2 separate regions of the Homo sapiens genome follow, and region 1 is linked to region 2. A link is a contact called in ENCODE Hi-C or POLR2A ChIA-PET data. All regions are on one chromosome and are shown on one strand. The core of a region is the stretch at or near the end of the contact, and the rest is flanking DNA. Distances in the headings are between cores, read along the strand shown.

What was found. Hi-C counts contacts between places; a loop is a spot of excess contacts on that map. ChIA-PET counts read pairs that join two places held with the same protein, here RNA polymerase II (POLR2A).
Region 1: a loop to region 2 is called in a map of CD8-positive, alpha-beta T cell, with 2.2 times the contacts of the local background. The contact joins two enhancer-like sites. A Hi-C loop is called at or near these places in 1 of 168 maps with a recorded cell type or tissue (CD8-positive, alpha-beta T cell). POLR2A ChIA-PET finds 5 or more read pairs at or near these places in 2 of 52 experiments (T-cell and activated T-cell).

The regions. Positions count from the first base shown.
Region 1 is chr13:94,167,286-94,172,528 of GRCh38, forward strand. All of the region lies in intron 4 of GPC6 (glypican 6), which reads left to right. The region is part of intron 3 of GPC6-AS1 (GPC6 antisense RNA 1); the gene reads right to left. Among named protein-coding and RNA genes, the nearest start is that of GPC6-AS1, 18 kb to the right of the region's middle. Within about 2 kb of position 3,111, at least 4 of the 41 ENCODE cell types and tissues checked have a DNase peak (open chromatin) inside an H3K27ac peak, as active enhancers do.
Region 2 is chr13:94,117,110-94,122,544 of GRCh38, forward strand. The region is part of intron 4 of GPC6 (glypican 6); the gene reads left to right. Among named protein-coding and RNA genes, the nearest start is that of GPC6-AS1, 68 kb to the right of the region's middle. Within about 2 kb of position 2,587, at least 5 of the 41 ENCODE cell types and tissues checked have a DNase peak (open chromatin) inside an H3K27ac peak, as active enhancers do.

The sequences.
Region 1 (5,243 bases), core at 1,861-4,360, 51 kb after region 2:
GTTAAGGGGTGAACAGAGAGAGAGAGTGCAAGAGGGCGTGTCCCAAGTTAAGGTCCCTCTGAATGAAATTTCTGATTTTATTTTAGCTAAATGATTAACTAAAGATGGACGAGAAGATTCTTCAAAATCTCCTTTTTCACCCTACCTCATTATGTTTAAATGGTCATCTAAGAAATTATGGATACTATATTTAAATTCATGAGAACTAGATATCAGTGCTTTTAAACAATGTCTTCATTTTTCAAGCTACATTACAGCAAGGAGAATGAAAAGGAATGTGGAATAGGAGAGAGTTGAGGACAAAAGAGTGTATGGAAGGAGAAGGGTAGGAATTTTCTAGACAAACAAATGTGGAGGGAAGGGAGAGTGTTCCAGGCAGAAGGAACAGCACGTGCAATCATGGAAATATGAGAAGGGCTGGAAGATTTGAGGAGCTGCAAGTCTTGCTAGAGCAAAATAGCGGGTATGAGGGAAGAGGAAGAGGAAGGTAACAGAAGACTATCTGTCATATTTAAAGGGCTTTGTAAACTACAGAGGAGTTCTATATCTTAAGTCTTATAAACAGGAAATACCCATTCAAAATTTGAGTGAAGAAGTTGACTAATAATAGTAATGCCAATTGCTTATTCAATACCTTTTATTTTACTGTCAGTTGTTATCTATTCCATAACAGTTTTATTTATTCTCACTATATCATAGGTTACACATAAAATGCTTATATAATATTTAGCTATAGTAAGTGTTTGTACATAAATTATCTTCCAGCCTTACAGCAACTTGCGAGATAGGCATTATCATCACTGGTTGTCATAGGATGTTCAGAAGATTAAGTGATTTGACCAAGACAACTCAGCCAGTAAATGACAGAGCCAAACGTTGTACTTGGGTCCCTCTGGCTCCAAAACCTGCCCTCTTTACATTCTATGACAACGTCATTCTTGCATTCTATAAACATATATTGTGCCCCTTCTGTGATACTGGATGGAGGCTTATCACTCTCTGCTATCTCGGAGATTCTATTTGGCTGTCTTTAGGTCAGCGTGCTCACGCATAGATTTGTTGGCTGTTAAAGCAGGGAGAAGACAGCTTGAGGGAAACAGTCCAGGTGGGGGTGGAGCCCGTAATGTTGGGGGCCAGGGAGGAGACCATAAATGAAACAATATCATCATTCCCCTAATAACATTTTTATGTCTTCCAAGTAGTGCTAAGTTCCCAGCATATTCTGGACCTACCTAATAAGTAAATCTTTTCGGGCCAGAGCCACATTATGACTTTCATGGGCCCTGGGCACTTTTGCCTTCATGGGCACCTTCCTCCATGAAAGAAAAAAGTATATATATTTATTATATTTTATCTACATATTTATTTATATGTCCATATATTATAAATACATATTTGTATATGCATTTATATATTTATAAATATATATAAAATATATATTATATATAATTATATTTTACAACTGAATTGGAGTAAAGGCGAATATAGATGGGATTCATGATTTTACATTAATTATTATATTCATTTTTTATTCTGATTTTAAAAGATTAAAGTGAAAACACTTTCGTGGGCCCTGGGTGCTGTGGGTAAGTAGGCCCTGGTGAAGACTGGAATGTTATGTGTCTCCATATGGTAAAATAATGCAAAGTTAATGCCGGAAGGCATTACCCTCCGTGGGCGTGGGGATAGAAGTTGGACCAGGGTAAGTTCCACTTATGACAACAGTTTCGTAAGAGGCTTAGGCAAGTGGGAGCCGCTATTAAGGAAGGCAGACTTTAAATTATTACACAATTAAATTGTAGTTTTGTCTTTCATGAAGGCTTGAGCAAGTTTACCTTTTTGACAAGCTTATTTACTACAGGATAGGAAACAACGTTTGCAATATCACTTTTAAAAGAAAAGCAACAGCTTTCAAGAAATGATTTCCTCTGTTGATGCAGTTGCAATAATTTTCAATATCTCATTTGTGGTGCAGAAAAATGAAATACCTCAGCCTTGGAAAATGAACGCAGAGTGAGATCACAAATTGATCTTGGCAGGAAAGAGGCAGGCAAAGGATTTTAAATACTTTAAAGTACTCTGCACCTCCAAAACACTGTCACTCTGAAAGTACAGTAATCAGGGGTGGTATTTAGAATGCCGAAAGATATACAAGAGATGGAGAAAGCCAATACTAAAATCTTAAAATACTAGAACTCAGAGGGTTAGAGGGTTAACTTCTGGAAGATTAAAAGGACAGTTATTGTGTCTCTGTGAATACTTAATAAGGCCAGAAAACATACCGAGCCAGAAATAAACAGATGCAAAGAGCATAGAGATGTGACTGACTCTTCCACAACAAATTACAAAGGCATATTAGAAAGCACTGCTACAAAGGAATGAATCCTTTGTATCCCTTGCGGGATCCTGAGAAACATGCCATTGGGAGAGTGGTTGATTGGGCTAAGGGTCCTGGTTTTTGAATCAGATTCACACTCCCTGGAGATCCACAGAGAACGTCACAGAGAGAACACGTGGCTGCAGGAGCCTTATGTGCTGAGCCCACTTTGATGTTGCTGGAGAGTCCTACTCCAGCATCTTCCTATTTTCTCAGTTCCAGAGAAAATGAAAAAAAATGAACTTTTGCTTTAGAGTGAAGGGAAGTTGGATGAGAAGTGAAGACTGGAAGTTGGGCAGGCGGGACCTCTGGGGATGAACTTTCACCTGTCACAGTTTCAACTTATTTTGTGGCACAGAGTTGATTAAAAGAGCTTTCCTTTGGCACTGCTACTGTTGGAGGCAAGAAAAGGAAATGCTAATTTCTGGAAACTAGAATTGCTGCCCCTAAAAGCACAAGAAATAATGAGTGCTCTGAAAGAAAACACAGACAGGCACGTGATCCTCAACCAGAAAGCAACACACAAGCAATGGCATCAGCAGTTATTGAAATCCTAGCCTCTTTTTCTGATGCCAAGGAAGAGCAGATAAAAATCAACCTATGTTCCTTGGATGGAAATCAAATTCTCATGCTTGATGGTTTTCACCACTAATTTCATTGAAATGGCCCCGTGCTAACTTGGGCTTTCTGAAAGTATTCATGCCAGTAACTCAGCCTCCGAAGGGTGCCAGAGGGACTGAGCTGGTTGGGCTGAGTGGTGAGGTTGTGAGGTGGCTGCTGGCTGCCTGGCAGTCTCAGAGCCCAGTAGCCGCTGTGTGCTGGCCATTGGGGAGAGATTCTGATGGTGACATACTGAGAGTGATTAAATCTGTTTGGAAAGTTAGCCAGAAGGCAGAGAAATTGAAAAGGGAATGTAGTTCATTCCTTTTGGGCACTGACTTTTCCCCATAAGTATTAACTCTTTGCTATCCTCAAAATCAGACTGGATTTTCACGTTTTCAAATTTGAAACTCATGGAAAATGCCAGACTGAAAACTATCAAAGTGTTTGCAAATGCTGAAGAGAATGGGAATAAAGCCATGAGAGTTTTCAGTAAATTGAATTTGCTTAGGTAGATTGTAACAACTCTCTTGTGAGGGCATTTGAGCCATCATGTTTAATTTGGGCCATTTAACAAAGATCCTGGGAGTGGAGAATTGAAAAGAGTGGGACTTACAGGCTTTCTCTGGGATTGTGTTGTTTTCTGCCTACTCCATGTCCAGAGTGCGAGGAAATAAATCTAGGATGTTCTTAATGTTTGGAGGCTCAGTTTCTTAAGACGTTGGCTCTTTAGTTGCTTATTTGTGTAGTCCCTGTGAAAATAAGTGTGCCTTTTTAATTTAGCTGAGTGTTATTTCATTGTCTTTGATTCTTTTCACCTGAGTATGGTTGGGTTTGCAGAAGCCCAAGTGTACAACCTGTTAGCCTCTTTGGTCATGCAGAAAGGCCCTTCACCACCATTGGGACCTAACAGTACTGATTCTGCTACTGAAGTACTGATTCTGCTACTGATGGTCTCAATAAATCAGTAAGACTGAATTTCTCATCCTATAGCAAATTTACCCTTACACGCAAGACCATTGAAAACACAGCCAGCGCAACATAGATTTTAGACCTACTTTTTATGGTATGTTTATGTCATTTATTTTACCTCTGTTTTCTGGATGTTCTCAAATGAAACATTAGGAGACTTTTCAGGAAAAACAGAAGGCTGTTACATTTTGACTATGAGAACACCTGGGAAGAGTAAGGGTGCATAAGCGAAGCAGCTTATTAAGTGCTTCAGTAAAAGTAAGGGAACTAATTTGTCACACTGCATGACATTCAAAAGAACAAATGCCTCCTAGACTAAAATGCTAAGGAAGGGAACTCTAGGGAGAATGGAAAATTCCAAAGTATATTCATGATAAGAGATGCCTGAATTGTAAAAAGGGATTTTGCTAGGGGGTAAAACCAAGACATTTGTCCTTTCCCTGCATTTTAGTTGTTACCAGCTTGAGTTTCTTGAGGCCCTAGTTTATCATCTCAGATTTCCTAACACTTTTCATGGCATGTAGCTGCAGATTAGTATGAAAAGCACAACTGCGTGCTTCAGTGAGCCTCTACTTGATTCTTAAAATGACAGTGATCTGGAAGGAAGGAATCCCCTCTGTTACCCCAAAGTGCAAAAACCATGAAACTACAAAGTCCCGTGGCAGAAGCTCCATATGGAAGGTGTACTAGCTGTACAGGAGTGAAGCCCATAAACAATTGTGTTAAGTGCTGAAAACGTGGAATTGATGAGCATTTTCAATTTTTTTTTAGGAGGCCAGGTATTTGGATGAATAGTTTGGAAAGACAGTGAGCATTGTTTAAATGCCCCCCAAATTGCACACACAGAGTCCTAGCAGCAGCAACTTGCCCTCAGGCACAGGGGCAATGATTAAAGAAGGTTTTCTTAGATTGTAGTGTTATGGAATCATTATAATCAAATCTACCTGAGGAACCTACCCACCAGAAGACAAAAAAAACAAGTAAGATATCACTGAAATCTTTTTTTTTTCCCAAATAAAAATGCGTATCTCATAGATTCCATATGGTGAGAAGGGAGATGATTTGAGAGATTATCTCAATAGTACATATTAACTGCTCTTACGAGATGATCGAGTGATCTTATTCAGTATATTATTAAATTTCTCTATCTGTAAAATATAATTAATAGCTTACCATTTTCATGGTAATGTTTAAAGATAATGAAAAAATGATAATCACAAAATGTTTTCAGATACTCTAAAGCAGAGGTCAACAAATTATAGCCATCAGCTAAATTCTGCCTGATACTTGCTTT
Region 2 (5,435 bases), core at 1,337-3,836:
GTTCCTTACTTGGTATCCAACATAGCTGCACAAGCATTCTGCCTAATAATAAGACTGCTTTCTTCCCCTAAATGATTTATAATGCACAGGAAAATCACTCATTATGGACTCCACCTCACTGACTCTGCTTTTAGCACCAGACACATAGTGTGGCTTGGTCAGAGAAACCCAGGGCTTAATTATAATTCCAAAGGTGTTGTATCCTGAATAATAATTCTATGTCATTAACAAATGGAAATCCCAGGCAATTATTTGAGTAGGTGAATAACATCAAGGGTAGATGTTATAACCAACTTTTATTATTCCTGAAGAAGAAATGTCACTCGGAATTTGGCTTCTATCATTGGTCTTAATTACCATTTACAATATAGGGCTTAGAGAACAATTACCTAAATCACACATGCTCATAAAGAATCATGGGAAGAGGAAGAAGAGGTGGTCAAGGCAAATCAAGTCATCCTGTTTATTGGACTCCTTCATTTGTTGGCTCAGAACATATTTACCAAACACTTGCTCTATGCCAGGTTCAGTGTTAGGACCTGCAGACAAGAAGAGAACAAAGTAAGTGGTAGAGAAAGGAAAGAACACTTAAACTTCAGCAGGCACCATGGACCAACGGTCAATTCTCAGTTCTGCCTATAGGATGCCCCATTTTAGGCCAGCTTCCCATTTATTGCAATTACTCATTGGGGCAAATGAATAACACAAATACATCTGGTTTTTCATAGGTGAAGATGATTTCTGAATATAGATTTGGAGGTTATTGGCATATGAGTAGGAGCATGCTTGGAAAATTATTTTCCTGAGGACATGTAATTTGGAAACATTGAAAACTTTTTGAAATGAAGGTTGTAATGTTTGAGATATGTTTCTGCTTTAACATATCCAAAATGATTTCTAAAGTCCATGTAAAAGGAAGATTTTAATGTAAAATTGCCTATTATTAGATTATTAAAATTATTGAATATGGAAGAAATATGAAGAAGAATGGTGACTGATGTGGTTTGTCTGTGTCCCCACCCAAATCTCATCTTGAATTGTAGTTCTCATAATCCCCAAGTGTCATAGGAGGGACCCAGTGGGAGATAATGGAATCATAGGGGCAGTTTCCACATGCTGCTGTTCTCGTGATAGTGAGTGAGTTCTCACAAGATCTGATGATTTTATAAAGGGCTTTTCCCCCTTTGCTTGGCAGTTCTCTCTCCTGCTGCCATATGAAAATGGATATGTTTGCTTCCCCTTCTGCCATTATTTTAAGTTTCCTGAGGTCTCCCCAGCCGTACAGAACTATGAATCAATTAAACCTCATTCCTTTATAAATTACCCAGTCTCGGGAAGTTCTTTATAGCAGCATGAGAATGGACTAATACAGAGACGATCAGGAGAGTCTTAGATATTGACAGATCTTCACTTTTGCCAATCCCAAATCATTTCATGTGAACATATGGCGTTTCTCCTTCTCTTTTTCTATTTGCCCTGCATTATTCTTTTCTTGTTTCTCATGTCTTGTGTCCCTGTTCAGGAAAACTCATACTTTCTCTTTTAGTCAAGGTTTCTATTGCTTTTTGAAGTTTATTCTCCCTTCTTTAGCTATAGCCACCTTTCTTGAACTAGTTTAAGTTCCTGCCTTGATTTCCTTCAGTGATGAGAAAATTTCCTGTCTCTAAGGGAGTTCAACAGAGTCAGGCTCCCATATGTTGTTCTAGCAGAAAGAGAAACCTACTATATGCCAAAGAAACACTTCCTGTGCTTTACTTCTGCTTCAGAGAGTGTCTCTGGGCATAAGCAGGCTCCTCGACTAAACCTCCAGTAAGAAGTGTCCATCAGCATCACAGCCATAACTCAAATCTAGATATTCAAATTCCTGGCCTGTATATACATTATGTATGTGTGTGTGTGTGTGTGTGTGTGTGTGTACACTTGCATATATGTATGTGTATATATATATACATTTAAAATTACAATATATGTGTGTGCATATATGTATAAAATCAGAATTCTTGTTAATATCCTCATATATTCACTCATTTATTCAATAATATTACTGAGCACCTACTATATGCAAGCCACTATTCCAGGTCGTTGGTATCTAATGCACAAAACAAAGCCTGAGCTGTGTTGGAGCTTACATTCTGGAGAAAAAAAAGGGACAACAATGAAGTAAAAAGTAAAAGATGCAGTATGTCAGTTGGTGATAAGTGCTCTGAAGAAAAATAAAGCAGAGAAGGGAGCCTAGGAGAGCCAAAGGAGGGGTAGGGGATGTTTGCTCCTTTAAATGGCGTGGTCAGGGAAAGCTTCACTGACAAGGTGACCTTTGAGCAGACAACTGAAGGCGGTGAAGGAGCAATAGGGCAGGGGTTGTGGGGGAATAGCATTACAGGCAGGAGAAACAGCAGGTGCAAAGCCTGGAGACAGGACTGTATTTGGCTTTGTCCAGACCCAGGTAAGAATCGTTTCTCCAAATTACACAACTTGGCTGAGGGCAGTGGGCAGGAGAAGCACCATACACAGAAAACACTGTGACCAGTGCCCCCTGGAGTTGTGCAATGAGTCTGCCCTTGCAAGGACACCAGTGTGGCTTGAGTAGAGGGAAGCGAGCCAGATCTCAGAGTGCCTTGTAGACCTGTGTAAGGACTTTGTTTTACTCAGCAGTATGCTAGTAAATGTTTAACAATCAGCTCTTGGGGGAATGAAGGGGAAGAGATTTGACTTTGATTTGTAGCATTTGTCAATTGCTATAGTGGAAACAGTCACACCAGGGCTGAGACTAAGCAGGACGTTGCTGAATGTGGAGCTGGGAAGGGAAGTGCAGCGGTACCAACGCTCATATAGTATTTCTTACATATAGATAAAATAGATGTAAATAGCTGCAAGAGCATAGATGATATAGTAAAGCGTAATAGGAAGGGATGAGTTTTGAGAATGAGTTACCTATGTTTTAAATATAATGTATATAATTATATGTTTATGTAATTTAATTTTTAAGAATGGCTGCGTTTCTCAAGCTTGCAAAATTTGTCAGCTCTCTTGAGCTGGTATGAGCTGGCTTCAGCACACCACTGGATTTCCTCGGAGTGAGGGCTCATAAGCAGTAGACATACACCACCAGACTGTAGAAGGATCGCAGTGCTGTTCTGAAAACAGGTGATAGGTGGTCAAAGGCAGGAGCAGGGAGACCAGTGAGGAGGTTTTCCAAAACCTTTAGGATTCAGCAGAAAACATTTGGACAAACCCTGCACCTGCCCATGGTTTCCCTCCCAAGTAGCTTAAGAGCATGAGAGTATGATCCTGGCCTTAGTCACTTACCTTAATTCCTCTATTCTTAAAGGCCAGGTTTCTTCCGGTTAATGTTTCTGAAATCAGGATTAAGTTGGGATGCATCTAGAAACTGATCATGTACACTTAATACATATGGTTTCTTTTTTTTTTTTCCCCTGAAAAGCTGGTATGAAATCAATGTGGGTTTAGCAACTGATAGCATTTTACAACTGAGAAAACATTCTGTTTTGCTTTGTGAACCACAGAATTGATCGTAGTATTGTTTGTGCCCCCACAATTGAATACAACTGATAAAGGCTTTGGAATATAAATATAGACTTTATAAATAAAGCCTGAGGAAATTGAGAGTGTTTTAGTAGGAAAGACAAACACTAAGATGTGGGGAAAGGTGTAGGAGGAATCAATGAATCAGGTGTTCAGGAGAGCCAGTGAGTTCTTCTCTGATTAAATAAGATAGACAGCCATCTAGGGATGTGATTTAAGGAGTGCTACCTCCCTTTCCCAACAGCCGGCAAAGACAGATTATATTCCCACTAGTTCAGTTCTCTGGGCTTCAAGCATTGTCTCTGGGTGATCTCTGTTAAAATGTCTGAGAGTGACCCAGGAGGCAAGGCACATTCACAGAGGGACCATTAAAAAGATTAATGGGAGGGAAACACCCAAAGGAAATGAGGCTAGAAAATGTTAATGGAGAATCAACGCTGGGTACAGATCTAGTGCAGAGTCTTTCAGAGCCTAGTCATGACTAAACCTCTTTCAACAGGTCCCTTTGACTTCAGCAAGCTTACACCACCATGTGCTGTTGGGGTACCATACCTCTGCCACACCACTTTCTTCCATTGTAATGACTGCTTATCTTCATTCTTGTGTTCCCAGAGTGGGCCCTGTAGAAGCACAGGAATAAAGACGGTTGGCATTAGTTTTACACAAAACCCACAGATTAATTCTACCTTTATTGTTTTCTCTCTAGCCAAGGATAATTACTTTTGTATATTATCCTATCGCACTTTGCAGTTTTTATAATGTCACATCCAAATCTCAGTTTATTAAATAACTCGAAACACAAAAGTCATTCAATAAAAATGTTTTTCAAGCAGTAATTATCCCTTAGGAAGAAAAGTTTCATTTCTATAACTGGTAAAAATAATTTAACGTGAATATAATGGACATTGGATGATTATCATCTTTGAAATTAGGATACACGGCAATACTTAACGATATATTATCTGTTAAGCGTTATCAATTTAGATGAGGGCTGGAAGCCAACATGATTGTGAACCCAAATAAAACATAGACACAGAGATATTTGTAACTATCCAGTTATTAGGTTAGTCATCCAGCTGATTTTTTTAAAGATTATCATCAGTACTTCCTCTTAATCTTAAAATAGAGCTGTACATTGCACCTCTCCAGGGTCTGTGGATTTCTATTGAATCAGCATTGTTCATGTTCAAGATTCTTCACACTCAGTAATACAGGAGTCCTTGGGCTACTGTGCTCCTCCTACCCAACCACTCATTCCATGCTTCAGCACAACTGTTCTGATATGAGTCATATCTTTATCTACTAGGATTCAGCATAAGATTTCATTTGGAAAAAAGAGTCTTGGTGCTACCGTTAAACAATTTTAAAACTACTGGTCTAGTTTATGGGGCACCCTAAAAGATAGACTATGTCTGAATGGAATAGTGCTTGGAGGGGTAAGAAATAATGTGAAAGGTCCTTCTTGCAGGATTATTATATATAAATAAAAAAAAGTTTTCTATTTGTAAGAGGTATAAAAATGAAAGCCACAATTTTTTTTAAAATATAGAGAATACACCTGATTTTTTGGAAACTACTGTGTGCCATGTTTTGTGTTGGGCACTTTGCAGGCTTTTCTCATTTAATCCTCTATGAAGTCTCATTTGACTTCATTTTATGGAGCAGGAAAATTAGATACTCAGATTGTTCTGCCTGCATCTAAAGTCAGGTCCAGTCTGACTGCGTTTCAAACTCTTGGAACCTCTGACATTTACTCAATATTTTAAAGTGTGTATTATAAATAACTGTCTCCCTGAGGTGTGTTAGGTTTGGCTTTGCCCAAAGTTAGTAATTAGGTTGGATGACCAGTCCTGCAACTCCAGCCTGTTGGCCAACTTTCCTATTTGATCTGA